5 separate regions of the Homo sapiens genome follow, and regions 1, 3, 4 and 5 are each linked to region 2. A link is a loop called in an ENCODE intact Hi-C map of the cell type or tissue named here. Cell type or tissue: endothelial cell of umbilical vein. All regions are shown on one strand. Region 1 overlaps LCP2 (lymphocyte cytosolic protein 2). Region 2 overlaps KCNIP1 (potassium voltage-gated channel interacting protein 1). Region 3 has its middle 12 kb from the start of KCNIP1. Region 4 has its middle 46 kb from the start of KCNIP1-OT1. Region 5 has its middle 7.2 kb from the start of C5orf58.

The links. Hi-C counts contacts between places; a loop is a spot of excess contacts. Peaks named below come from ENCODE experiments on the same cell type or tissue, not always from the same donor. Only the 100,000 strongest peaks of a DNase experiment are listed, where the experiment ranks them.
Region 1: it touches region 2 in a loop (5-fold over the local background); 22 of 110 quality-filtered maps call a loop at or near these places.
Region 3: it touches region 2 in a loop (5-fold over the local background); 3 of 110 quality-filtered maps call a loop at or near these places.
Region 4: it touches region 2 in a loop (7-fold over the local background); 101 of 110 quality-filtered maps call a loop at or near these places.
Region 5: it touches region 2 in a loop (8-fold over the local background); 52 of 110 quality-filtered maps call a loop at or near these places.

Annotation. Positions count from the first base shown.
Region 1 is chr5:170,265,792-170,270,791 of GRCh38, reverse strand. It overlaps LCP2 (lymphocyte cytosolic protein 2), which reads left to right. Exons shown (of 21, transcript NM_005565.5): 7 at 1-73; 8 at 2,310-2,407; 9 at 3,717-3,783; 10 at 3,901-3,984. Among named protein-coding and RNA genes, the nearest start is that of LCP2, 29 kb to the left of the region's middle. In endothelial cell of umbilical vein, a CTCF peak has its summit at 2,747 (motif pointing left); a DNase peak (open chromatin) is centred at 2,731; H3K27me3 peaks cover 1,244 bases.
Region 2 is chr5:170,630,119-170,635,118 of GRCh38, reverse strand. The region is part of intron 1 of KCNIP1 (potassium voltage-gated channel interacting protein 1); the gene reads right to left. Among named protein-coding and RNA genes, the nearest start is that of KCNIP1-AS1, 49 kb to the left of the region's middle. RefSeq lists enhancers at 1,830-2,009, 1,784-2,365. In endothelial cell of umbilical vein, a CTCF peak has its summit at 1,911 (motif pointing right); a DNase peak (open chromatin) is centred at 1,728; H3K4me3 peaks cover 248 bases; H3K27ac peaks cover 377 bases.
Region 3 is chr5:170,489,158-170,494,157 of GRCh38, reverse strand. It overlaps a transcript of KCNIP1 not described here. Among named protein-coding and RNA genes, the nearest start is that of KCNIP1, 12 kb to the left of the region's middle. In endothelial cell of umbilical vein, no CTCF peak of the experiment used is centred here; a DNase peak (open chromatin) is centred at 2,507; H3K27ac peaks cover 1,772 bases.
Region 4 is chr5:170,432,574-170,437,573 of GRCh38, reverse strand. It overlaps a transcript of KCNIP1 not described here. Among named protein-coding and RNA genes, the nearest start is that of KCNIP1-OT1, 46 kb to the right of the region's middle. In endothelial cell of umbilical vein, a CTCF peak has its summit at 2,398 (motif pointing left); a DNase peak (open chromatin) is centred at 2,383.
Region 5 is chr5:170,223,288-170,228,287 of GRCh38, reverse strand. No RefSeq gene overlaps it. Among named protein-coding and RNA genes, the nearest start is that of C5orf58, 7.2 kb to the left of the region's middle. In endothelial cell of umbilical vein, a CTCF peak has its summit at 2,255 (motif pointing left); DNase peaks (open chromatin) are centred at 2,227 and 4,717; H3K27ac peaks cover 1,397 bases.

The DNA of each region.
Region 1 (5,000 bases), 360 kb after region 2:
AATGACGAGGAAGCTCTGCAGAACTCCATCCTGCCTGCCAAGCCTTTCCCCAACTCCAACTCCATGTACATCGGTAAGGGCCCGTTTCCGGATTTTCTGGCCCGAGCAGCCCAAAGGCAAGCTCGCCACTGCTGCATGGAAGGCTGATGCCCCAGCTTGCCCATGTAGCAGAAAGCTCTGGGTCTCGATATCTGCTCGGCTTCTTAACAGCTATGTGGCTTTGTACAAGTAACTCTGTCTCTCTGGGCCTCAATTTCCTCATCTGTGAAATAGGATAATAAATGTACAGACCACATAGGTTTCCTGTGAGGACTACTAAGACTGCAACCAATTCTTGCCTATGGTGGCTGATATCAGCATTGAACTACCACCTAAGGCTATTTGGCAGTTTCAACTCATTCTGCAGTTTACTCAGGTACTCCAAGAGTACTTTCCTGTTCCTCCCCATCTTTTGACCAAATTATAGTTACATGGCATTATTATGCTAGAATAAACATGAAGATATTGAGTAGGGTTTGACTATAACTTTAAAAAATATTAGATGGTGTTTACGATTTTTATTGTCTATCTGTCCTTTTAGCCCACTTCTCTCTCCATTCATTCAACAAACATTGTTGATCTGCTGGGAGCCCAGGCCCCATTCTCAGTGCTTAGAAATGATCAGGAAAGAAGAAATAGCCCCTGCCTCCTGGGGCTTACATTCTAGTAGTGGTGTTGACAGAAAATAAACAAATATATTCTTAAATAATATACTTTCAGAGAGTACGCTGAAAATTGAAGGTCAGTACCACAAAAAACGAATACCATTTAATCCTTTATGCGGTATAACCCATTTCCATTTTAAAGCCCTTTCACAAAATGCTGTCTCAATATCTCATGGTGGTTTTTAAACATCTGTGTAATAAGGACAACCATGATCAAGTCTGTTTCATATACAGGGAAGTGGAGGTCCGGAAAAGCAATGGATGAGTCAGTTGTTGAGTGCCTTGTGTGTGCCAGTCATTAAGATACAGAGTGAATAAGACAGCCCTCGCCAAGGGACTGACAGTCTGGCAGGTGACGCACCCTCCAACAAATGAGCCATGAGGTTACTTGGTGAAACCGTGATACAGAGGCACGAAGACAAGCACAGATGAGGCTGGAGCGTTTGCCTGAGGGTGTATCTTTAAGCTGTGATATTAAACCAAGGTTAAAGGATAAATACAAGTTGGCCAAGTGGAAATGGATGTGGTAAGGGAAGAACATTTGGAGCAGTAGAAATGGCTGTGCAAAGGCCCTGAGGCTCAAAGGAGCATGGCCTATTAGAGAAGCTGAGAGATGGCCAGTGCGGGTGGAGCAGGGTGGAATTAGATCAGGCTGGGCCTTGCTCCTACCCTTTTCCCTGTGGAAGAGCTGCACCTCCCCAAGGCTGGGACTAGAGTCGGGCAAGAGAGGCACCCAGGGCACAAAGCGTAAGGAGGCCCTACCCACTCACCCCTCTTGCTTGATGGTCTTGTCCTGGCCTTTCCCTGTCAAAGGGGTAGGAAATTGCCAGCCTGTCAACCTGGCCTAGGGACACTTCCGTGGAGATGTGGATAATGTGAGTTTCTGCCCAGATAATGTGAGTTTCTGCTCGAGGCAAATCTAGCTTCCACTTAAGAGTCTGTGGTCTGGTAACAGAAGTTGGTGATCAGCTCCTCCCTTTATGGGAAGAGATGAGCAAAATGAGGAAGTGTCAGGGAGGAGATAGCCCAGGACACTGGAGAGGGGAAGGAAGGGCAGACAGAACAAGATCCCTATGGCAGTGAGAGCTGACTTCACCCTGCACAGGCAGCTGGGTGTGCCTGTGAGATTTTTGGCATGTGTGTGTGTCTGTGTGCACTCGTGTCTCTGTGTATGCAGGTGTGTGCATATATATGCATGTGTGTGCATGCATGTGTGCACATGTGTATATCTGTGTGTCTGCATACAGAGGTATGCGTATGTTTACTTCTTACAAAATTGTCTGAAAATCCTCCCTTCCAGTTCTGGCTGAGCTGGTTACAAAGAGGCCTTTCTTGATTGGCAAAATCTCTGATAAATACCTATTCCTGTGAAATGCAAAGAAAGCTGAGCCTGTGTATAAGGAGAGTGACACAAACTAGGACAGAAAAAATGGGCAGGGAGGGGTGGGTGAGATCCAGGCTGGGTCTCCCCGTGGCTGGGGCTCATGTGGGCCTGGGGGTCAAGGATCATGCACCCCCGGTGCCCCGAGCTGCATATCTGTTCCTGGAGACCCCTGAGCTTGGCCGATACTCCCCTTTCACTTTAATAACCTTGTGTTTCCACAGACCGGCCCCCCTCTGGGAAAACCCCCCAGCAGCCTCCTGTGCCCCCCCAGAGACCGATGGCCGCCCTCCCGCCCCCACCAGCCGGCCGGAATCACTCGGTAGGCCTCCTCCCGTTCTTTTACAGTACTTGGTGTCCACTGCAGTTATTTCCTCCGCCAGAGAGAAAAATAAAACTATAAACATCTTTATCTCATTCTAATTTTGTAAGAAAAGATTATAATCTTTTCCCTCGGCTGGGGAAAGGCAAACCCAAGCATTCACACGTGTTTCTTTTTTGGGGTAAAATACTGGTGGTTTTTATTTACTTCCCACTATTTGAGAGAAGTGAAAACTGTAAAATAAACCCAAAGAGAACCGAATTAAGTCCGTGGCACCTACTGGTGTTGCCTGGGTACCGAGCCTTCCTCTCTCCTGCAAAAAGACTTGCGCCACCTTCTGGCCGACACCTGAAATTCCAAGGACAGGAGCCTTCAGACCGGAGGAGACAGAGGTAGCAAACCCCGTTTTCTCCTTCTTCGAGCATACAGCCCGGTCCTTGTGAATCTGATAAGTTCCCAGAGTGACCCTGAGAAGCTCAGACTAAGGACTTGATAGTTAGGAATGTGTTCCCTTCACAAGTTTATCTACAGATGTATATTGCTTTTGAGATTTGAAGACCTTCTTTTGAGATGCAGGATTCACTTATTTAATCAGCAAATATTGTCTGAGCAGCTACTATGTGCCAAGCAGAGTTCTAGGCGTTGGGGATAAAGTGTGAACAAGATAAATAAGGTCCCTGCTTTCATAAAACTCAACTAGGGCTAGTTATCAGACGGTAGACAGATGTCTGAAAGAGATCATTTGAGTAGTTATGTGTGGTTCGGGGGACGGAAGACCAGGTAACATGACGGTATGGGGGGGGGAGGTGACAAGGACCTGGGACAGAATGAGCCAGTTGTGGGAAGAGCCGGGAGAAGAACGTTCTAGGCAGAAGGAAACAAGTGTAGGGATGCCAAAGAGGGCATAACCTTGAGATTTTCCAGGAACTGCAAGAAGATTCTATGGTAGGGACCCCATGAGTACTGAGAAGGGATCACAGGAAAGAGTTGAGAGGGCAGACATGGGCCAGCTCAGGCAGGGCCTCGCAGGACATTAACGAGTTTCAATTTTGTTTCTAATGTGATAGGAGGCTTAGCAGGAAAGTGACATGCTCACTCTGCTGCCTGCAGAAAAGAGCTTGCGTGGCAGAGTCTAGAACAGGGAGCTCAGATAGGAGGCTACTGCGGTAGTTCAGTGAAGAAATGGACATGGATGTTTGTAGGCAGAACATGAAGATGAGGAAAAGTGAGCAGATCCAGACAGGTTTTGGGAGTGCCGGCTCTTGCTGATGTATTGGAAGTGCTTCCTAACGTTTGGATCTTTATGCAGCCACTGCCCCCACCCCAGACCAACCACGAAGAACCCAGCAGAAGCAGAAACCACAAAACGGCAAAGCGTGAGTACAAGGGCTGCTCTCTCTTGCCCTGTTCCCACCAGGCACTCCCCTAGCCCCGCCCAACCCCCAGCCGACTGCTTTCTTCTTTTAATTGATGTCAGCCTTTTCCCCTTCCAGTCCCTGCTCCTTCAATAGACAGAAGCACGAAACCTCCCCTAGATCGTTCATTAGCTCCGTTTGATAGAGAACCCTTCACACTAGGTGGGTATGATTCACATTTAATGCATAGTAATAATGATAAGCTGTTATAAAGTGCTTCCTGCATACGTTTCACATGTACCATCTCATTTAACTATGGCCACAATACTAGGAAGTGGAGACTAGTAGAATCATCCTCATTTTACAGATAAGGAAACGGAGACACAAAGAGGTACCTTCCCAAGATCACACAGCTACCAAGTGTTGGGAGTAGCGACCAAAGCCCATATCAGCCTCATTAGAAAGCTCCTGCTTGCAGCTTCTGGGGGCTGTGCTGCTTCTCTATGTGATGTGGATGATCTGTGTATACAAATCCCATTGTCCTTCAGCCAAGAGGCTTTAGGGTACAGAGAGAGGACCTGAATTGAGACAAAAGGGTTGGGGGAGCTGTTGTCTGCTGCCTTGCCTGCTACTTAATAGCTCACAGACCACAGGGATGTTAGTTTTTCAGAGCTCAGTCTCCTAATCTGTAAGGTGGATGTTCTGTACATAGAAAATGCTTTATAAATCCCTAAGGTGCTATTCAAATGTCAGGGATGTTTTTGTTTTAGGTATGCAATTGACCAAACATTGGGTATACCACAGTGCTTTTTCTTCACAATTTACGCAGAATATTCTTGGATTGCAGTTACCTTCACGTGCAGCTATTTTCAATTCAATTCTTAGCTACCATTTATTGAGCAACTGCTATGGGGCAAGTGCTCTACCTACCACAAATACACCTACAGTATCTCTAATCCTCACAGCAACTCAACAAAGGAGGTGCATTTTTAACCTCACTTCTCAGATGATAAAATTAAGGGTCAAAGAAGTTGAATAATTTGCCTAAATTTGCCTAAATTCGAACACTTGTCTTTCTGACTTCTAAGTGGGGGCTCTTTTCCACCATATCAGGCTGCAGTTGAGGACCCTGGGTTTTAACTTGCTGTGAACTACATGAGTCTGAGGAAGGAACTCTGCAACTGAACGGAAAGGAGCCCAGAATCCCAGCTGCCCCCACCCCTTTCTTGGCTATGCTC
Region 2 (5,000 bases):
GGCGGAGATTGCGGTGAGTGGAGATCGCACCACTGCCCTCCAGCCTGGGTGACAAAGCGAGTCTCTGTCTCAAAAATAAATAAATAAATAATAAATAAAAGATTTTCTTATTACATTTATATATGGAAGCAAGAGAAGCCCAGAGAGGTGAAGTGACCTGGCTGAGGCCACACAGCATATTACTTACAGAGCTGGAATTCCAGGCAGTCCTCTTGACAATCTAGTTTGTGATTTAAGGGTTGCCAGCCTGGAGCTGCAATTCCTAACAGCAATGCCTGGGAATGCTATGAGCTATTAATCTCCTCTTACATATAAACAAATTGCAAAATGTATCATATTAATGATGACCTTTCTCTTTTTGGCTTTCAGGACACATCTGCCTGGCCTTCCTCTTGCTTCAGTGGTTTCCCATCCCAGTCTTTGCTGGTCCTTCCTAATCTGCCAACCTCTTACCATTGAAGAGCCTGGGGCTCGGGACTCAATGCTCTTTTCTTCCCTCTTTACACACACACACTCCCTGGGAGAGCTCATGTCGTTTTGTGGATTTCCGTGCCAATGACTCCAAAATTCTATCTCTTGCCAGGATCTCTCTTTTGAATGCCAGCCTCAAACATCCAGTTGCCTACTTTGGTGCTACTCGAAGTGTGGTTCTCAGTCTGGCAGCATTGGCATCACTTGGGAAGCTGTTGGAAATGTAGAACCTTGGGCCCCATGTTGGGCCTATTGAATCATTTTGGGCCTATTGCAACTCAGGGGTGCAGGGGTGGGCGTGGCACCCATCCATCCGGTTTAACAAGCTCTCCAGGGGACTGAATGGATGCTGGAGTTTAGGAAGCATTTTATTCCTTGCCCTCTCCACTTAGATATCTCCCAGCCATCTCAAACTTAACAAGTCCGAACATAAGTTCCCGATATTTCCTCACTCTACCAGCCTTCTCCATCTAAGTTAGTGGTGACTCCATCTGGTTATCTGCTCAGACCAATAACCCTGCTCAGACCAATAACCCTGCAGTCATTCCGGAGTCTCTGTCTCACCTCAACTTTGGTCTGTCAACAAATCCCGCTGGCTCCATTTTCACAACACCCGCAGAACCACATCCCTCTCACCACTGGCACTGCCACTAACCTGGCCAGAGCCGCAGCATCTCCCACTAGATTCTTGTAGAAGCCTCTTGGGCGCTTTTCACACTCTGCCCTTGGCCCTGACAGTCTACCCCAGCACAGCAGCCAGAGGGATTAAAATGTCATCAGCTCTTGTTTCTGCCCCAAGCTCTCCAATGGCTCTCCTTCTCGTGCAGCATAAAAGCCACAACCCTTATCCAGACGCACAGCCACACCCCGCCCCGCCCCATCCCCCCTCCGCCCCGCCCCCCGCCCCCCCCTCCGTCCCCCCCTCCGCCCCCCCGCCCCCTCGCCCCCTCCTCCGCCCCGCCCCCTCCTTCCGCCCACCGCCATCTCTCTGACCTCTCCTCTCCTCTTAGTTCTCTGTCCCTGGCCTTTTAGCTCATTCTGAAACATTCCTGGAACACATCCAGGCACATTCCTCTGCACTGGCTGATTCTTCATTTTCCATCCTGGAAAGCCTCTGCGTTTCTTTTGCCTCCTGCTTGGGTCTGCCATAGGCCTCTGCACTGGCTGATTCTTCTTCCTGAAAAGCTCTCCTCCCAGACATCTGCATATCCAGTCCCCAACTTCAGGTCTTACTCCAAGCCACTTCTCAGTGAGGCCCCCTGACTACCTCAGTCACTTAATTTTTAAAATTTGCTCCTATGACTAGCTGCCCTGCTCATTTTCCTCATCTTCTGTGTTGTCCATGTGTTTGGTAGAATGTCCGCTCTCGCTCTCGCGGTCCCCTCCTCCCCTGACCAGCGTCCTCCTCCCACTTCGGAGGGTCCCGCTCCGCCTGTCTTACCTCTTCTGGACGCCAGGTGGCGCCCCACACCGCCCAAGCCCCTGGCCGCCTCCATCCTTGCTGGAGAGACCCCGAGAATGCCTGGGGAAGGCGTGACCCTCGCAACCCCCTTCCCTCTGCTCTCCCCCTGCTCAAAGGAGGATGTCCTTTCTGACCACCAAAGCGGATGTTTCCTCTGAGACCCAGGAATTCACAATTATTCCTCGGGGAGAAGGGAGGGAAATGGCCTCTTCCAGGTTCAACCCGTGCTCAAGCCCCAACCCACCCCCACGCGAGGGAACGCTGTGCAGGACCTGCTGCCTGCTGGGTGCGTGCTGGGTGCTTTTACATGGTTGTCCCATGGAACCCTCAGCACAGCATTAGCGTTCCCACTTACAGATGAAGAAACTCAGGTTCAGAGAGGCCAGGTTGCTTGCCTGAGGTCACACAGCTGGTTAAGTGCAGAACTGGGATTCTAGCCTGACTCAGAGCCAGGGCTCTTCCACTTATTAAATGTCCCCCCAGAGAAGGCACAGCAGGAGGCTGGCCCATCTTTGGGCATCACATTTTAGGAATCGAGGAAGGGAGCTGACACTGGTTTGTGCTGGTCTCTTTCATTTACCGCCCACATCCCTGGCGGTAAGAATGTGCAAACGGCCCAGAGAGGTTGTGGTGCTTGCCCAGGGCCACGCAGCAGAGCCGCGCTGCTCCTCCTCATCTCCCGCCTCTGTTGGTTCGCCCTGGCCTAGGGAGGCAGAGTGCTCTGCAGCCCCTGCCAAAGGAGGCTGCTTCTCTGCAAAGGATTCTTCAAAAGCCTTGCAAGGAAGCGCCAGGGGGCAGTGGTGAAGGCTGGAGGAGAATCTTCTGGGGGAAAAAGATACAAGATTTGAGGCGAGAATCCTAATTACAGGAAGACTAATAGCCTGTCAATCCACGTGGCGTTGGTGGGACAGGGCTTGATTCCAGGGGCATCTGGGGTTTTCTGAGGGTCTCTCTTGCTCGCTCGCCTGGGTATTCATTTTCCCTCGCCTCTTGGAGGCAGAAGCAAAGGCTCCGAGAGCCTTGATTCAGATGCGTGTTTTTCTGCTCCCCAACTCCAGCTGAGCCTGGCCTGGGGACTGGGCAGGAGGACAGAGGACAGGCACGAAGGTCCTCTGTGGCCGGCGAGGACTCAGAGCTGAGCGGCCTCAAGCGTGGGCCCCTTTAGCTCCCCCTGTCTGTGGCAAATCGTCCTGGACACCAAAGACAGCCGGGAAGGGGAGGTCCACCCCTGACCAGTTGGGAATGTCCCTGTGAAGGGGCGGGATTTGGACCTATGGCTTGCTGTCATGAAGGCAGCTGCCAGTATGTGCCAGTGCACATACCATCTGGGGCTGTTGTCGGCGCTACTCTTTCCCCTGGTCAGGACTGGCCCAGGTCTCTAGTGGGGGCAGCACGTGGCCTTGGGGAGCCCAGAGGCCCCTGGGAGAGAAGCCCTAGGGGACCTGGGAGTCTCAGCTCCAGTGGATGGCATCTGGAGGGGAGGAGATTTGAGGGGTTGTGCCCCCATCACAAAGAGACTTTCCTGGCATCCATTCATGATGAGCAATGACAAATACATAAGCCAGCAGTCTGGGGCCTGGTGGCTCTGTGCTGTGGAAGACAGCTTCCCTTCTGTGCAGGAGACAATTCTGTGTGTTTCTAAAATTCCATTCGGGAAAGCCCCTGCGTTTCTTTTGCCTCCTGCTCTCCTGCTTGGGTCTGGAGCTGCTTTCAAAAAGCGTTTGAAATGGAGAATGGCAGAGTCCAGTCACCAGTGCTCAGAATTGCTCTTGGTTCCTGAAGCCCCTTCCTGGGGCAGTGGTACCATGTGTGTGGACAGCAGCTGCACCCTCAGCCTTTCCTGAGCACCTACTATGTGCCAGGCATGGTGCTTGGGCTCTCACACACATTCTTTGGTTTTCTGCCCACAGCTGTCCTGGGAGGTAGGAATTCTAACACCCATTTCACAGATGACATAACTACCTATCTAGGGGGCTGGGCAGTTAGGACAACAGCCCCTACACACTGGAAGTTCTCTCTCTTGTACCAGGCAATTTCGCAGCCATTGTTTTGTGAAGCTGAGTGATTGTCCCCATTCATAGAGGAGGGAACAGAAGCTCAGAGAAGGAAGTCATCTGGTTGGAGTCACCTGACCAAGTTCACACACTGAGTCATTGACAATCTGTACTCAAGCCTCGTACCCTTATTCCTAACCTAGTGTTCCCTCCACTGTCCCGTGCTGACAGCTGTTATCAGTTGCTTATGCCCTGGTGTGACTGGGGAAGGAGGTAGCTTTGGAGATGCTCTTATCTGCACGCTGCACTCATCAGAAAGTCTCCCTCTGAGCCTCAGTTTCTGGACCTGGAAGATAGGGGTGATGCTGTACTCTGGAATTAGACCTTCAAGACACAGTCATGCAATCTGTTTCTTTCCTCCCATTCCTCCCCACCAGGCATTTCCCTGTGGATGGAGAGGCTGTGATTGCTCCCTTGGGGTACAATTGTTTACCAGTAGATTCCCTGACCCCTGGTCTTGATGTTCTCACCTGTGCTGTGCCCATTCACATCCTCTGCCTAGAGTACCCTTTCTCTTTCCCAGGATCCTCTCTCTCCTTTGTTTTGAAACATACAGTGGCTCCAAGTTAGGCAGTAAGGCCCTTTCATCTGCCCTCCCCCAAGTCCTGATGGACGCCTCTGGGCTCCAGCGACATAACGACACACTCGACCCCCTACTCATCTGTACGTCCCAGCCCAAATGCTGCCTTTTTGGAGAGTCTTCCCTGGTTCCCTGGCCCACCCTGGGCAGAAGTCATTGAGTTCATTGCTCTTGTTCACTGGCACACAGTAGGAACAATGAATGCATGTTGCTGGAGTCGGAGCACTCAGTACATTAAGTCATCGGTGCTGCCCACTTGGCTGCCTAATGCATCCATCCATCCATCCGTCCATTTATTCACTAAGTAAATATTGATTGAGTTTTATAACATATCAGGTCCTGTATCTAACCTTTTTGTCTGACATGGTGGGGAAAGACTGTGCCTAGATCTTCTCTGTATCCCTCGAGTTGGCATCTGGCCCCTCAAAATTGT
Region 3 (5,000 bases), 140 kb after region 2:
GAGAAATTGATGTGGTTTGCTGGGAATCAAGGCTACTGAGTGAGGAGACTGAGGAAGGCTGCAGACCTGAGACTGGGGCTTCTCACCTGGTTCCCACACTGCCAGTCCCTGGGGTATCTGCTGTCTGTGATGTATGGGCTCCCAGCCAGTCCCTCCAACAATTTAGCCAGCAGCCACCGGGCCCCTGCTCTGCCCCACCTGTCCTGCGATGGCACCAGGGAGGCAGTGAGAGATGAGGTGGGTATGGTTCTGGCCCTTAGAAAGCTCACAGTTCCGTGGAGAGAGAGTGGAGTATGCACTATTTGCAATCAACCAAGAGGTCACACCAGCTGAGAAGAGACATTTAATTAAACCTGGGGAAGGAAGAGTGGGGCATGGGGAGAGGGCCAGGCCAGGCTTCTCAAAAGAGGAGATGCTTGAGCAGGGTCCTGAAAGATGAATCAGAATTTGCCAGCCAAACACCACTCTTAACACATGACTTTGTTCAGTGTCCTCTTCCTTAACCAACTGCAGAGGAGTCACGGTCTACTTCACTCTCATAAGGGTGCCCTGGTGAGCTGACCAACAATGCTTCACTAACCCCATCTATGGGCTCACCAACCTGCAGCTGGAGGGACTTTGGAGAAAGCAGGTCCAGCCACCATGGTGACTTAACTCGATAATGCCTGTAATTCATGATTGAAATGAGCGACTGAGTCACCCAGAGCAATGGGATCTTCCTAAAGATCTCCAGGGATGGAACCTTCCTAGCTTCTATATGCAACCTATTCCAACTTCTACGCAGATCTAGGAAGTGCTTTCTAATATCTCATGAATTTCTGCTGAACTGAAAAGCATTGACTCTTACTACTCCAGGAAGAAGGGCATGGAATACCTCATCTGAGAACCCATTGTGCAAGCTGCCAGAGCCACACAAAGCCCTGAGTGTCCTCAGTTCAGCATCAGGGTGGGATGGGGGAGCTCGCATTTGGTGGGGGATACAGATACAGATAGTAAACAAAACTTTCTACCACAGAAACCAAGTGGGCGGGACTGGTGGAGGGCTAAGGGATTTGACCTGCACCTCAGGCTCTGATTCTGACTGTGCCCATCTGTGGTGTCATAGAAAGGGGCCGGGGGAGGTGGCTTACGCCTGTAATCCCAGCACTTTGGGAGGTCAAGGTGGTTGGATCATGAGGTCAGGGAATCAATACCATCCTGGCCAGCATGGTGAAACCCCGTCTCTACTAAAAATACAAAAATTAGCCAGGCATGGTGGTGGGCACCTGTAGTCCCAGCTACTTGGGAGGCTGAGGCAGGAGAATCACTTGAACCTGGGAGGCAGATGTTGTGCCACTGCACTCCAGCCTGGGTGACAGAGTGAGACTCCGTCTCAAAAAATAAATAAATAAATAAATAAATAGATAGATATTTGGTCTCTGTCTCCCATTCCTAGCACAAAGCCCCTAAAACCCTTGGAGTTTCCCGAGTGATGAGGGTATAGGAGCATCTTTTGTTCCAGTGAGGTGACTCTTGGTGAGCCTTTGATAGCTTCAGGATTGGGCTGGTCACCAAAAAGACCAAGCCTTGACTGGAAGCTTGAGACTTTCAGCCCCATCCCCAACTTCTGGAGAGAAGGAAGAGGCTGGAGATTGAGTCAGTCACCATTGGCCAATAATTTGATCAATCATGCTTATGTAATTGAACCTCCATAAAAACCCCTAAGCACCAAGATTTGGAGAGCTTCCCTGTTGGAGAACGCGTCCAAGTGCTGGGAGAAAGGCATGCCTGGAGAGGGCATAGAAACTCGATGCCTCATCCCCCAACCCCATATCTTGCCTGATTCAGTCATTTCATTTGGCTGTTTCTGAGTTGCATCCTTGAAAACAAACCAGTAAACATAAGTAAAGTGTGTTCCTGAGTTCTGTGAGCTTCTTTAGCAAATTATTAGACCTGAGGAAGGAGTCTTAGGAATCCTTGACTTATAGCTGGTTGGTCAGAAGTACAGGGGGTCTGAGACTGGCCACTGGTGTCTGAAGTGGGGGCAGTTTTGTGGGACGAGGCCTTTAACCTGTGGGGCCTCTGCTAACTCTGGATAGTTAGTGTCAGAACTGGATTGAATTGTTGGGTACCCAGAACTGGTGTCCGAGAACTGGAGAAAAGTCGGCGTGAGCAAGAAAAGAGAACTACTCAACATTATTATGAAAACTCAGAAAGAGTCTCCCCAGAAAACAAGGGCTCCTCTAGAGTTTTACTACTGGAAGTCAGAGGGCCTTTATATGCCATCGAGCTGGGCCCTATTTTCACAGACGGCCCACGGAGGGGCGAAGTCTGTTTAGCAAAGCACAGAGAGACAGTGACAGAGCTGGGACTGCAACTCAGGGCTCTGGAAAGTTTCCGGCATATTTAAAATTCCCTGAGTTTGCTGTAACTGCCAAGACCTCCCCTGTAGGTCTAGATGCACATTTACTCTTGGCTTCCTGTGAGGCACAAATGAGCACAGGAAAAGGCCTCTGTCCAAAAATGTTCCTTCTTCCCCTTTACTAAATGCCCTTAAGATGACGTAATATCACATGAAGCTTAAACCACAAATATCTGGAGGAAGTTGGCACTGACCTGGAATTCAGACTGAAGTATAAATGACTGATATTATACTGTGAGCCAGATTTGCTAGGTAAGTGATGAGGAGGAAATATGAGCACTGGAGATTTGAATCCTGTTAGAGGGGTGGGAGATGTGGGCGGGGAGAGTAGCCTGAGGCCTTCAGTACATCACCGAAGCAGGTGTATGTGTTTAAAAATAGTATGAGTCCTGGCTGGGAAAGTCTGCACTAGGTAACCTTGTTTTCACTTCTGCTAGAATGCTACTTTGTGTGGTGCATTCATTCATTCATTCTTCATTCATTCTTCATTCATTCATTCATTCATCTACCATTGATATTCACTGCACTCCTGCCTGTGCCTGCCCCTGTTGCAGTTTCCAGGATACACTGGTGACCAAGATAACATTTTCTCTGCTTCATTCTCAGAGGGAGGGGAGGTCCGGACTGACAGTGATAGGTAAGCAAACAAACGAATCAGATCATGTCTGATGATAGCAGGACTCTACACTTGATCTTAGCCAAAAACCAAGAGGTGATGGTGATGTAGCACCCTAAACACAGTGGAAGGGCCAACTGTATTAGGGCTGAAGGGATCAGCCTGAGAAAGAAGGCCTTACAAGAAAAGGAGACTGATTGTGAAATTTGAATGACAGAAGTTACTTGTGTTTAGGATTTGGGGCGAGAGAACTTGAGGTAAAAGAAACAGCAAGGCCTACAGCCTCACAGAGTGGGCTGGGTGTGCTCAAGGTGCAGAGAGAAGGGGATGGGGCTGGGCCTAGGGAGCTTGGGGAGAGGTTGGAGAGGAGACAGAGGCCAGATTACAGCGGGCCTGTGGTGCTCCGTGAGGAGTGTGGATTTTATAAGCAGAGTAGTGAGAAGTCATGTGAGATTTTTTAATAACCTTTTCTTTTGAAAGGATTATAGACTCACAGAAAATTCCCATAATAATACTGAGAGGCCCTTGCACCCTTCACCCAGTTTCCCCCAGTGGTAACATCTTAGGGAACCACAGGACAATGTCAAAGTCAAAAAACTGACATTGGCATGGTCCACACACCTTGCTTGGATCTAACCAGTTTTATATGCACTCTTATGGGTGTGTGTATGTGTGTAGTTCTGTGTCATTTTATCACACACATAGATTTGTGTAAACACCACAGTCAAGATACCAACTGTTTCATCACCACGGGGGGCTCCCTTGTGCTTCTCAATTGTAGTTGCCCTACCCCCAGCCCGTCAATGTGGGAGAATTTCACACAGTGAAAGCAAGGGTGAGAGCAGTCAGCTGGGTCAGGGACATGGCCTATCCAACTTTGGATGTCCCAGAGGCCTTAGAACAAAGTAGGTTCACCATGAATACAGATGATTTTGAATGCCTTCACTTTGCAGGGGAGGAGCATGAACAGAGAGTTTAAACAACTCAGTCATGGTCACACAGCGCTTCTCATGGCTTACTGAGTATCTCAATGTACATGCAGGTATTGGCTGGAAGGTAATGGAGAGAACCTGTTGCCCCCACCTTGAGCCCTCTCAGTCTCATTCACTGGGGTGGGGTGGAGATGAGTGTGCTGGGAGACTGGTGAATGTCCTTAACCCTCAAACCCTGGAGCTCATCTCCTTCTTGCAGCTGCCAGGCTCATTATTCCCTGCACATGGCAGATATCCCAGGGCCGCCTGCAGGCATGTGGGGCTTGGGGCAGTTGGAGGGCAGACCTGGGGGAGACCCTCAGTTCTCCAGTTTCTTTGCTAGGGACCCAGTGGCTAAGTTTACTTCATGAGGCTGGAAATAGGGCATAGGTTTTAGCCTCAGGCTTCATTCCCCAGGATAGCTCCCGTCAGTTGTAAAGGGGGTAACTTCTGCCCTGAGCCTCCATTTTTTCTCAAATTGTTCATGGGAGAGGAGTATGAGTGATTGCTACCTTTCAACTTCAAGACCAAGCACAGTTCTGGGTCCAGAATGCCTGCTGCAAATAACATCACAGTTGTATTTTGCGTGGTCTGCTCAGAACTGTCTGAAGGTGTGGGTGCACACCAGTGGGAGGAGGCAGGGGACCAAGAGAAGGGGGTCTAGCAATATGGAGAAAGAAGGAGAGAGGTCAGGGGTTGGGGCAGCCCTGGGGCCTTTCCAGGACACTGAGGGAGAGGAGAAGGGCCGGCCCTTGCCCAGGGGCCTCCTGCACGAGGCCCTTACCTGCAGGACAGCCCTGGCCAAAGTCTAGCGGCAACCAGACAGTCTCATTCCTTCTCTGCTGACAATGTGCAAATCTTGATTGCCTATAGCATGGCTTTCTCCTTCTCAAGGGAAATTTCTGTCTGTTTCTGCCAGCAGTCCTCCATCTTTTGGGGTAAGTGCCGAGGTGACAGATGGAGTCATCGTCCCCTACCTCTTCCTTCAGTGCCTGCAGCCTCCCAGGCTGCT
Region 4 (5,000 bases), 200 kb after region 2:
TGGCCCAACAGCCCTGGTTCAAATCTTGGCTCTGCTCCCTTGGGAAGGTTGCTTCATGTCTCTTGGCTCATCTCTGGTCTCTCAAATGGGGGTGAGCAGAGATTTGAAGGTTTGTTTGGAGGATCTCACAAGTCAATACACATTCATGGCCGTTGAGTGACTGGCCTGCAGACAGCCATGGTTGTGAGGGAGTTCAGGACACACTGTCCCAGATCTGCCACCTTGGCATTTGAGAAAACCACAGAAGAAGGAAGGTCGCTCTCTGACCTTCTCCTGCCCTTCTCCCCTGAAGCAGGCCATAAAAGAATTTCCTGAATTTATTCTCAAGTGGGTCATGAAACCTTCATTTAAGAGGTGCCTTCCCTAGACCCACAGGGAAGGAAAGTCCTTCTCTATGAAGATGCAGAGACGCAGAGAAGAATCTGAAGAAACAGGCCTTCCAAATGCCACTTAGGTCATTACCATCAAATCATACCCCCATTTTCCGATTATACTTCTCCACAATTATCTGCTTCTTCATCAAACTTGGCAAAAAATCACATAGATGTCCCTGTTTCTTTGGGTCTTCATTTCTCAAGGCTCCCATGTCACACAAAACTTAAATTACTTGGTTGCTTTTCTCTTGTGAGTCTGTCTTTTGTTACAGGTGCCTCAGCCATGAACCTAGTGATGGATGAGGAAAGAAATCTTTTCTCCCCTACAGATGCACTTTTAAAACAAACTTATGGGGCTGTTATGGGGCCTGGAAACAAGGGCCATGAGAGGGCTTGTGGGCTCTAAACAGCTGGGCATGTATTAGTATTCTTCTAGGTCTAGACTGGGCCTCTGGTCAAGAATGGGACCCCAATCAGGAAGTCTGAGCTAAAACACTGCAGAAAGCAGAAAACAGGGGAACACACACATGCACGGGCACAGACACAAGTACACATGCATGCATGCATGCACACACCTGCGCTGCAACACCTGGGAACTTGTCGAAATGCAATTTCTCTGGCCTCATCTCAGATTTACTGAGGTCAGCTCTAGGGGCGGAGCCAGCTCTCGGGGTTTCCGTGTTCCCTCCTGGGGATTCCAGTGCTGACCCAAGACTGAGAACCACTGAGCCGGATGGGCGATCGCCTTCATTCTGGCCTCAGTCCTGGCAGCTGTGCCCTGTGACCCAGTGGGAGGCCTGTCATCCTTTAAAGCTGGTCCCTGAGACCTTTCTGCTCACCAGGCGGAGCAGGAACAGGCCCTGCAGGGTAGCCTCCTGACTGCCTAATATTGTGGGCATTCTTTACCCAGCGTCTACAGTCTCTCCTGCAAATTAATAACCTCGAATGGCCGGAATTTGCATAATGGCTCTCCTGTCCCCATCATGGGCCTTCATTAATTGTTTTAGAATACTATCTCATTGCCTAGAGCAGTGGCTCTTTGATTCTGTGGGCCTCAGAACCCCCTGGAGAACTTATGGAAAGGTAAATGCTCAGCCCCACATCTTCTCGGCTCCACAGTCCTGTAGGGTGGATTGAAGACGCATGTGTACTTTACAGAGGATTGGGACGAGGCCAGGGTCTTGGTCAATGAAGGGCTTTGGGCATGGTGGGCAGGAATGTGGGTGTCTGATTGAGATCGAGGGGGCAGTGCTGCAGCAATTTGCAGGCCCTGGCTTAAGAAGGGAGTGGTCTGGCTCAGGTAGTGGTGGCCTCCCTGCGCATGAAAACAAGAAGATGATGTAGGAAAGGGAGAGAAATTCCAGGTACCTGTCCTTGAAAGAAGGTCCTCTGGGTGGTCTCCCCAAGATGTAACCTGAAAAACAATAGCATTGTTTCCTGAGCACCTTGCTGGGCTCCGTGCACGTGGTCCCTCACTTACTTCTCCTGTAACCCTGTGGGGTACGGATTTTATCCATCACTCCAAGGGTCAGTGAAGGCTTGTCCATAATCACATAACAAGGCAGGAATAAGCATGGCCCTGTCCTCTTCCAGAGCCTGTGCCTTCAGCATCATCTTATGCCTTCTCCTCCTGGGAGAGAATGGCAAGGGGAAATAGCTCACTTGGCCCCGGTGAGCTTGCAAAAAAGCCCCAAAAACCATCCTGTCCAGCCCCGCTCTCCAGATGAGGAGGCGGAAACTCGGGGGTGTTGGGGGTGCGCTGTCTGCACCTACAGGCGCTGGGGCCCTCTGCCCTGGAACACAAGCTCAAAGTCCCGTTTCTGGTTTGCAGTGAACCTCTGAAATATGCTAACAGAGTCCAGAAAGACCTCAGAAGCTGGGGATGAGGCAGGGTGTCTGTGATAATGTCCGGGACTTCTCCGGCCTGCAAAGAAGTACAGGGGAGACACCGAACCCAAGAGGCTACACGTTGTAGCAAAATTTCACCTAGAAAAAGCCAGCCTGTGGCCTGTGCTGCCCTCTGCTGGGCACCAGGTGGTACTGGCTGCAACTGGCCAGGGCCGGCTCCCTGGGTTGGGTGGGCCTCAGGCCAGGCTACCAGGAGGAAATTGTCTGAGGACCTGACGCTGGCCCCTTCTGCCCCAGCCCAGACAGGCTCACATCAGTGGCGTCCAAGGCCGTGGGCTGGCAGCTGACTGAGAGCTGGGCGTTCCCTTCCATCCTGTATTTTACTGATAGATGGATTGAGATGGAGTCTCGCTCTGTCGCCCAGGCTGGAGTTCAGTGGCACGACCTTGGCTCACTGCAACCTCCCCTTCCTGGGTTCAAGTGATTCTCCTGCCTCAGCCTCCCGAGTAGCTGGGATTACAGGCTCGTGCCACCACGCCCGGCTGATTTTTGTATTTTAAGTAGAGATGGGGTTTCACCATGTTGACCAGGCTGGTCTCAAACTCCTGACCTCAACTGATCCATCCGCCTCGGCCTCCCAAAGTGCTGGGATTACAGACATGAGCCAGCGCACCAGGCCCCATCTTGTTTTTAGAGGAGGTGTGATAGTCATCTCACCCCACCCACCGACCCGTCCCCCAGTCAACCCAGGTCCCTGGCTGCTGCTCCTAGTCTGCAGAGACCAGGAAAGACAGCAGCTTCCTGCCTGAGCTTCCCTGGTGCACATCCTACCTCCAACCTGAGTGCTCTTACAATTCCCTATCCTGATCTCCTGGGGAGAGGTATGATGATACCCTATCCAGGATGCCACCCGATTGGGGGCTGGAAAGCAAACACCCCAGGAGGCCTCTCACTCCAGCCCATAGGATAATATTAACAATACTTGACATTAACTGAACACTGGCTATATTTCATGCTCTATTCTAAATGTGTGTGTATATATATATGCTTACATACATACTTAATCTTGTATGTATATGCGTACATGCGTAATTCTCACTTAATATGAATCTTAACACATACATACTTAATCTTCATAAGAAACTTATGAGGGAGGTACTGATATTATTCCCATGTTATAGAAAACAAAAAATTGAGGCTCAAAGAAGTTCCACAGATAGTTTGGGGCCCGATAGCCAGTAAGCAGCATTTGAACCTAGATAGCTTGGTTCAGCTTTGGTCACTTTTCTTAAGCGTGATGAGAAAAGTGGGCACAAATCTACAAAACTCTTTTTGAGGTCAGAACAAAGAAATGCGGCCCAATCAAGGCAGTCAGGCTGGGAAATGGGAGCTAAAGTGAGCAGGAGGCCCCTCTGCATGGAGACAGGAAAGAGTGTGGTCTCTACAGCCAGGTGGGCCTGGAAGAGGGTCCCCCACTGCCCCGATGAGCTGTGAAATCCTGGGTAAATTGGTGCCTTGTTCTGAGCCTCAACGTCCTCATTTGTAAAATAATAAGGGTTTCGGTAAACGTTAAATGAAACAGTGAAGAATTTAGCATAGTGCGTGACATACAGCAAGCCCTCAACAGAGGCAGATTTCCTTTATTCCTTTGACATTGGACTTGGCTACCAAATGATCTGGAGGAGGCAGATGTAGTGGTGATGACAAGGATGCTGATGATCTACCTGCTCATTATCACTGAGCATCTCCTCTATTTACTTAATAGCTATTAATGGCTATTGTTTGGCTAGAGTATATGAGCTTTGGATTTACTTTTTGTTTCATTTCAGTGGTTCAACCATAAAGCTTTTAAAAACATTGGTACCAGCCAGGTACAGTGGCTCATGCCTATAATCCCAGCACTTTGGGGTGCCGAGGCGGGCGGATCATCTGAGGTCAGGGGTCCGAGACCAGCCTGACCAACATGGTGAAATCCCATCTCTACTAAAAATAGAATAATTAGCCAGGTGTGATGTTGGGCGCCTGTAATCCCAGCTACTCAGGAGACTGAGGCAGGAGAATCGCCCGAACCCAGGAGGCAGGGGTTGCAGTGAGCCAAGATTGTGCCACTGTACTCCAGCCTGGGTGACAGAGCGAGACTCCATCTCAAAAAATAGTAATAAATAAAATAAAAAGAAACAAAAACATCGGCACCTGGGTTCTACTGATTTAATTAGACTGGGACTGTATCAGGTCACGATACTTTCTTTGTGTTTGTGAACCTCAGGTGGTTCAAATTGTGTGTCTGGATTGAGAGCCATGGAGAAGATTTCCCTCCTGCCCAGTCTCCTCCTATTTAACACTCATCTAATCCTTTAGACCTCAGCTTAAATGTCACTTCTTTAAAGAGACATTCCCTGATCGCTTAGACCAGGCCCCACTTCCTTTGTTTTACACCATTGTAAATCCCTATTCCTTTCCTTCAGAGAGAATTTATCTCATTTATATTTATTCTTCTGGTCATGTCAATACTATCTGTCACCCTCACTAGACAGTTTATGCATCTGTAAAATGGGGATATTAATTTCCACCTCAGAAGGTTGTAGCGAGGATATAATAACAAAATGTAGGGAAAGAGCCCGGTTCAAGGTAGTCTTTGTGAATGGCTGCTCACTGCATCTTGTCCCAGGAGTCTCTTGGGATAACACATCATCACTTTCTGATTTCCAAAAATGAACACTTGCCAGCTTCAGAGCGTTAGGCTGGCTTTAGTTTCTCTGAATTTAGGCTACCAAGTGG
Region 5 (5,000 bases), 410 kb after region 2:
CTAATTTAGGTCTTTGTTTCTTCTATTTCCTAGTAATTTGTTTTATTTTTATATTTATTTATTTATTTATTTGAGACAGAGTCTTGCTCTGTTGCCCAGGCTGGCGTGCAGTGGTGCAATCTCGGCTCACTGCAACCTCAGCCTCCTGTGTTCAAGCAATTCTGCCTCAGCCTCCTGAGTAGCTGGCATTACAGGCATGCTCCACCACGCCCACCTAAGTTTTGTATTTTTAGTAGAGACAGGGTTTCACCATGTTGGCCAGGCTGGTCTCAAACTCCTGACCTCAGGTGATTCTCCTGCCTCAGCCTCCCAAAGTGCTAGGATTACAGGCGTGAGCCACCACACCTGGCTGTATTTTATTTTTTGATCTCTAGTTTCACTTGCAACCATAATGGAAAGTCTAATGCTAACATCTGAGATGTTAGATGATTTGTAAAATATTTATGTTTTTATATGTAAATTTCCATACTCAAAAACCCCCTGTACTCCTGCCTCTACTCCCACTGCCCTGGTCCTGCCCTGTGTTACAATAATGTCCTTCCTGTCTGCTCCCACCACCTACCATCTTTGTCCCTAAGAGCCACTGTATATGCTCCAGCCTCTAGTGGGATGAGCTTTTTAAAATGTAAATGGAATTGTGTCTTTCCCCTGCTTTAAAGCCTCCCAGGGGTTTCCCTTAATGGAATAAACACTACACTCCTGACCCTGGTCCGTAAGGCCCCACAGCTCCAGTCTCCCTTCCCCTCACTCTCCTCTCAGGCCTGGCACAGGCCAGCGGTTGTTTGGAACCTGTTTCCTTCTGAGCTTGCCATGTTGGCTCCTTGTTTTGCTTTAGGGTTCAGAGAGGCCTTACTCTGATATCGCCCCATCCTCTCTCCCAGCCCCTTCTGTGTTTCCATGCAGTACTTGATATAATTTGTTATGCTTTATTTATGTTTCTGTTTACTTTTTGTTTTGGTTTTGACCTGTCTCTTTCACTGTAATATAGTTCCTGTCAAGGGCAGGAACCAAGGGTCTAGTTCACTGTTATCAACGCTGTGTCTAACACAATTCCTGGCACATGGTAAATGCTCCATACAACCTTGTTCAGTAGCTGAATGAATGCAGTGGTCCCTGCTATAGTGGTATCCTGGACAGTTGGAGACACCCAGATGCAAATTACCCCCAGATGCCCTGATGGACTCAACAAAGCTCTGAGGGCAGAAGTCACACCTGCATGCCTTCTAGGTCCTCTGAGAGAAGGACAGACAGCCCCCATGGTGGCCAGGGAGAATGTGGGGGAGTGACAGCAGTCTAAACTAAAGGCATTCTCCTTTCATTCCATCTGCTTTCTGATTCTGTGGCACAGACCAGAGATCCAATAGAGCAGTGGCAAGCCGATTCAGTACTGTTCCAGAAGGCCATTGCAGGCCTGGAAGCTTCCACACAGCCTCATGTGGGAGGGATTACCCAACCCCGGTTTCTGATAAAAGAACTATCTCAGCTGTGGATCATCATTTGAATAAAAATCAAATGACTTAGGATCTGTCCAAAATGAAGAATGTTTTAATACTTTGTGTGTAAAAACACTGATATTTTGCTTCTTTTTTATTAAACAGATTTTATTATTTTTCAGAATCTTGTCAGCATAATCATTTTATGGGTGGATGAAATATTCAGCCCTGCTGCTGCAGGAGTTCTTTCACAGCAATTACCTTGTGGCACTTTTGCTGTAATTAGGTTTTCGCCTAGGATTTTTCCCTGGGTCTGGGTAATAAATGAAATATGACCAGAATTTAAATTTGTCAATTACAAGCAAGTGTAGTGCGTAAACACACAACAGAGCCATGAATTCCAAACCACAGGCTGTTGCTGGGGGCCAGATGCTCGGAAAATTAAAATGGAAATAAAACTACTGACTGGAAAACGAAAAGTGGCCCCCAAAGAAAGCAAATCTCCCCTAACACTCATGCGTGATTCTACCCAACTGTGCGAGCTCTTGACTACAAATTCTTAAGCGTGAAACTGGCAACTCAAGAAACAAGCAGGGATTTGCATTAAAACCGTCTACGCAGGGCTCTGATCTCCTGCCTTATGAACTCCTGTTTCTTGAGGCCAGATCAAACAGTTTTTGGACATAGTGGGCCAGGGTTCCATGATGGTGATGTTCTCTCCAAGCTGCTCAAGGACTGCCAGAGATTTGGGCACAGGATCGGCTATCTTTCAGCAGCTGCTGTTTTCGCTGACCTGACTTCAGTAATTGCTCCTATGGGGCCCTCTGCTGGCCATCTTTTGCAGAAAGGGAAATCTTAGGGATCTGCACTGTTGGAGACTTTGACAAATAATGTTTCATTAAAACAACCACCAAACAAAAACACACTTTTTTTTAACTTTCATATATAAGAAGCCCTAGACAAGGGAAAAGGAAGTCACAATTTTATAAACTTCCCAAGTGCCATGCATTTAATATTCATACAACAAACCTTTCTTGAGCATCTGTTGTGTATCAGACACCATGCTAAGTTTGAGGCATGTAGGGGTGAGCCATGGAGCTCATGGTCTGGTGAAGGAGACAGACTGGAATCCACACATCACACAAATGCATATTAAGTGAGGATTCAATTAGAAGCTATCAAGGAAGGAAGGATGTCCCAGTGGGGACGGTGACACGGCTGGGGCAGCTTTCAGGGAGGGCTTCCCTGGAAAGGGAACATTTGGGCTGAGATGAGAAGGAGAAACGAGCATGATAGGCAGAGGGAACAGCATATTTCAGGCCCTCATGTCAGGAGGCATCCTGGCAGATGGGAGAGCTTGAAAGAATGTCAGCAAGGCGGGGATGCAGGGAGTGAGGGGGAACCCAGGGTGAGATGAGGCTGGAGAGGGAGCAGGGGCCAACCATGCTATGCAGAGGGTTACATTCTCTCTCCTGATGCCTGTAGGAAGCCACTGAAGGGTGTTAAGCAGGTGACGAATGGGAGGTAGTGGGTGGTATGCTCATAATTGGAGTTTAAAAAGGTGATCCTGGCTTCACAATGGAGAACAGATTGGACAGGAGGAAAGAATAGATATGAGAAGTCCAGTTGGGAGTGTATTGCAGTCATCCATGGGGAAGATGATGGGGCCTTGTTTAACATGTTGGCAGAAGAGATGGAAATGACATTACAGAAATGTTTAGAAGTAGAATCAGCACAGACTCCGTGATAGGTGACACCTGGTGATGGAAGAATGGGATGCTAAGCATGGCCTATATGATCTCATTTAATTGTGAGAGCCTTGGAAACAATTCATATTCCCATTGTATGCCTGAGGAAATTGAGACTCAGAAAGACTCAGGGTTGGACTCCAGATTACTCAGCTGGGAAATGGCTGGGCCTTATGCCTTATAAACCAAAAAGTATCTGAGACAGATCTCAATCAGTTCAGAGGTTTATTTTGCCAAGGTTGAGAACACAATGGGGAAAAAGAGACACAAGCCACAGTCGGATCTGTGGCCCTATTTCTTCCAAAGAGAATTTTGAGGGCTTTGATATTTAAAGGGGAAAATGGGTAGGATGAGAAAGGGGAAAGAGAAAATAAAGGGAGGATATGGTCACATTCCACACGTTGTAGTGAAAAGGAGGGGGTAGAGGAAATAGTCAATTATATGTTTGTCTCATGCTCAGTAAATCTGCACTTTACATAAGATAAAGTAAACATGGAGTAGAGGAAGCAGTCAATCAAATGCACATTTGTCTTGGGATGGGGAGTGGGGACAATTTCTAGTCTCCTCTTGTCCCATACCCATGAAGATAAGCTGTTGATTTACATTGTCAGGGTGAGGAAGGCCTTCTGTGGAGACATGCAACCTTCTATCTGTAGCTATCAGTTTAGAAACAAAAGCAAAGGCAGGTCTTTTTGTTTTTTGTTTTTGCTTTTGTTTTTTGTTTTTGTTTTTGTTTTGTTCATGACTCAGATTCCAGGATGAGCCCTTTCCCTTTGGCACAGTGAATTTGGGGCCCTGAGATCTTATTTTCCTCTCACAGCCTTCTATTCCTCCATATTGTTTCTAGGGTTGCATAGGACATTTGCTTAGAAACTCCTCTCCCTACATCTTGTTATCTATCCCCTCCATTCTTGAGACTACCTCGAATGGTTTGCCATGTTTGTTTTCCAATCTGCCTCTCCCACTAGACCGAGCTTGTTGAGGCCTGCAGTTGTGTCTAGTTTGCCTCTGTTCTGCAAGTGCTTAGTTCCGTGCCTGGCTCACAATGAGATTACTTGCTGAGTGATTGAGAAACTTTCACCAGTCTCCGAAAGAAGACAGACATTTAGAGGGCAGGGTGGTTTAAATTTTTCTCACTGGCCTAATTCTCTCTTGTACCCAGACCACAGTTTTGGGATTTAGGCCGGAATGCCCAAAAAGGACTTTTAAGAAGGAACTGGAAGTTTCTAGAAACCTAGTGTGGCCAAAACAAAACAAACAAACAAACAAACAAAAAACAGGCTTTAGAATCATGAGGCTCTGGATCTAAATCCTAGCTCCTCAATTAATGAGGTGTGCATCCTCGAGTTACTTATCCTCTGTAACTCTTCAGTGTCCTCATGCATAAAATGAGGATAATTTGAGTAGCTGTATTTAGTTAATAGGGCTGTTGGGAGGATTGCATTTGATCTGTGCAAAGGGCTTGGCACATTAATATATAAATTTCCTGTTTTTGTAGAAAAGAAGGATAAGAATGCTTATGGCTAGCCAAGAAAGTGGATGGGGCTGGGAATTTGTCTCCACTTGACCTTAAAGTTTCCCTCACTTACTGACTCCTCTTCTTGTGGTTTATTCTGGAAGGAGGAAAGAGGAAGTTGGCTCTCTGGGGGTCCTCAACAAGCTGACAGATGTCCCCTAAGGCAGCTTTCAACAGAGAGCTCTTTATTATTATTATTATTATTATTATTCTTTGTGATTTACAGTGTGTGTCTACGAGCCTCTGGGCACAATCATGGAGCAGGAATGGAACTAATAAATTGGATCTGTTTCCAGCTTAATT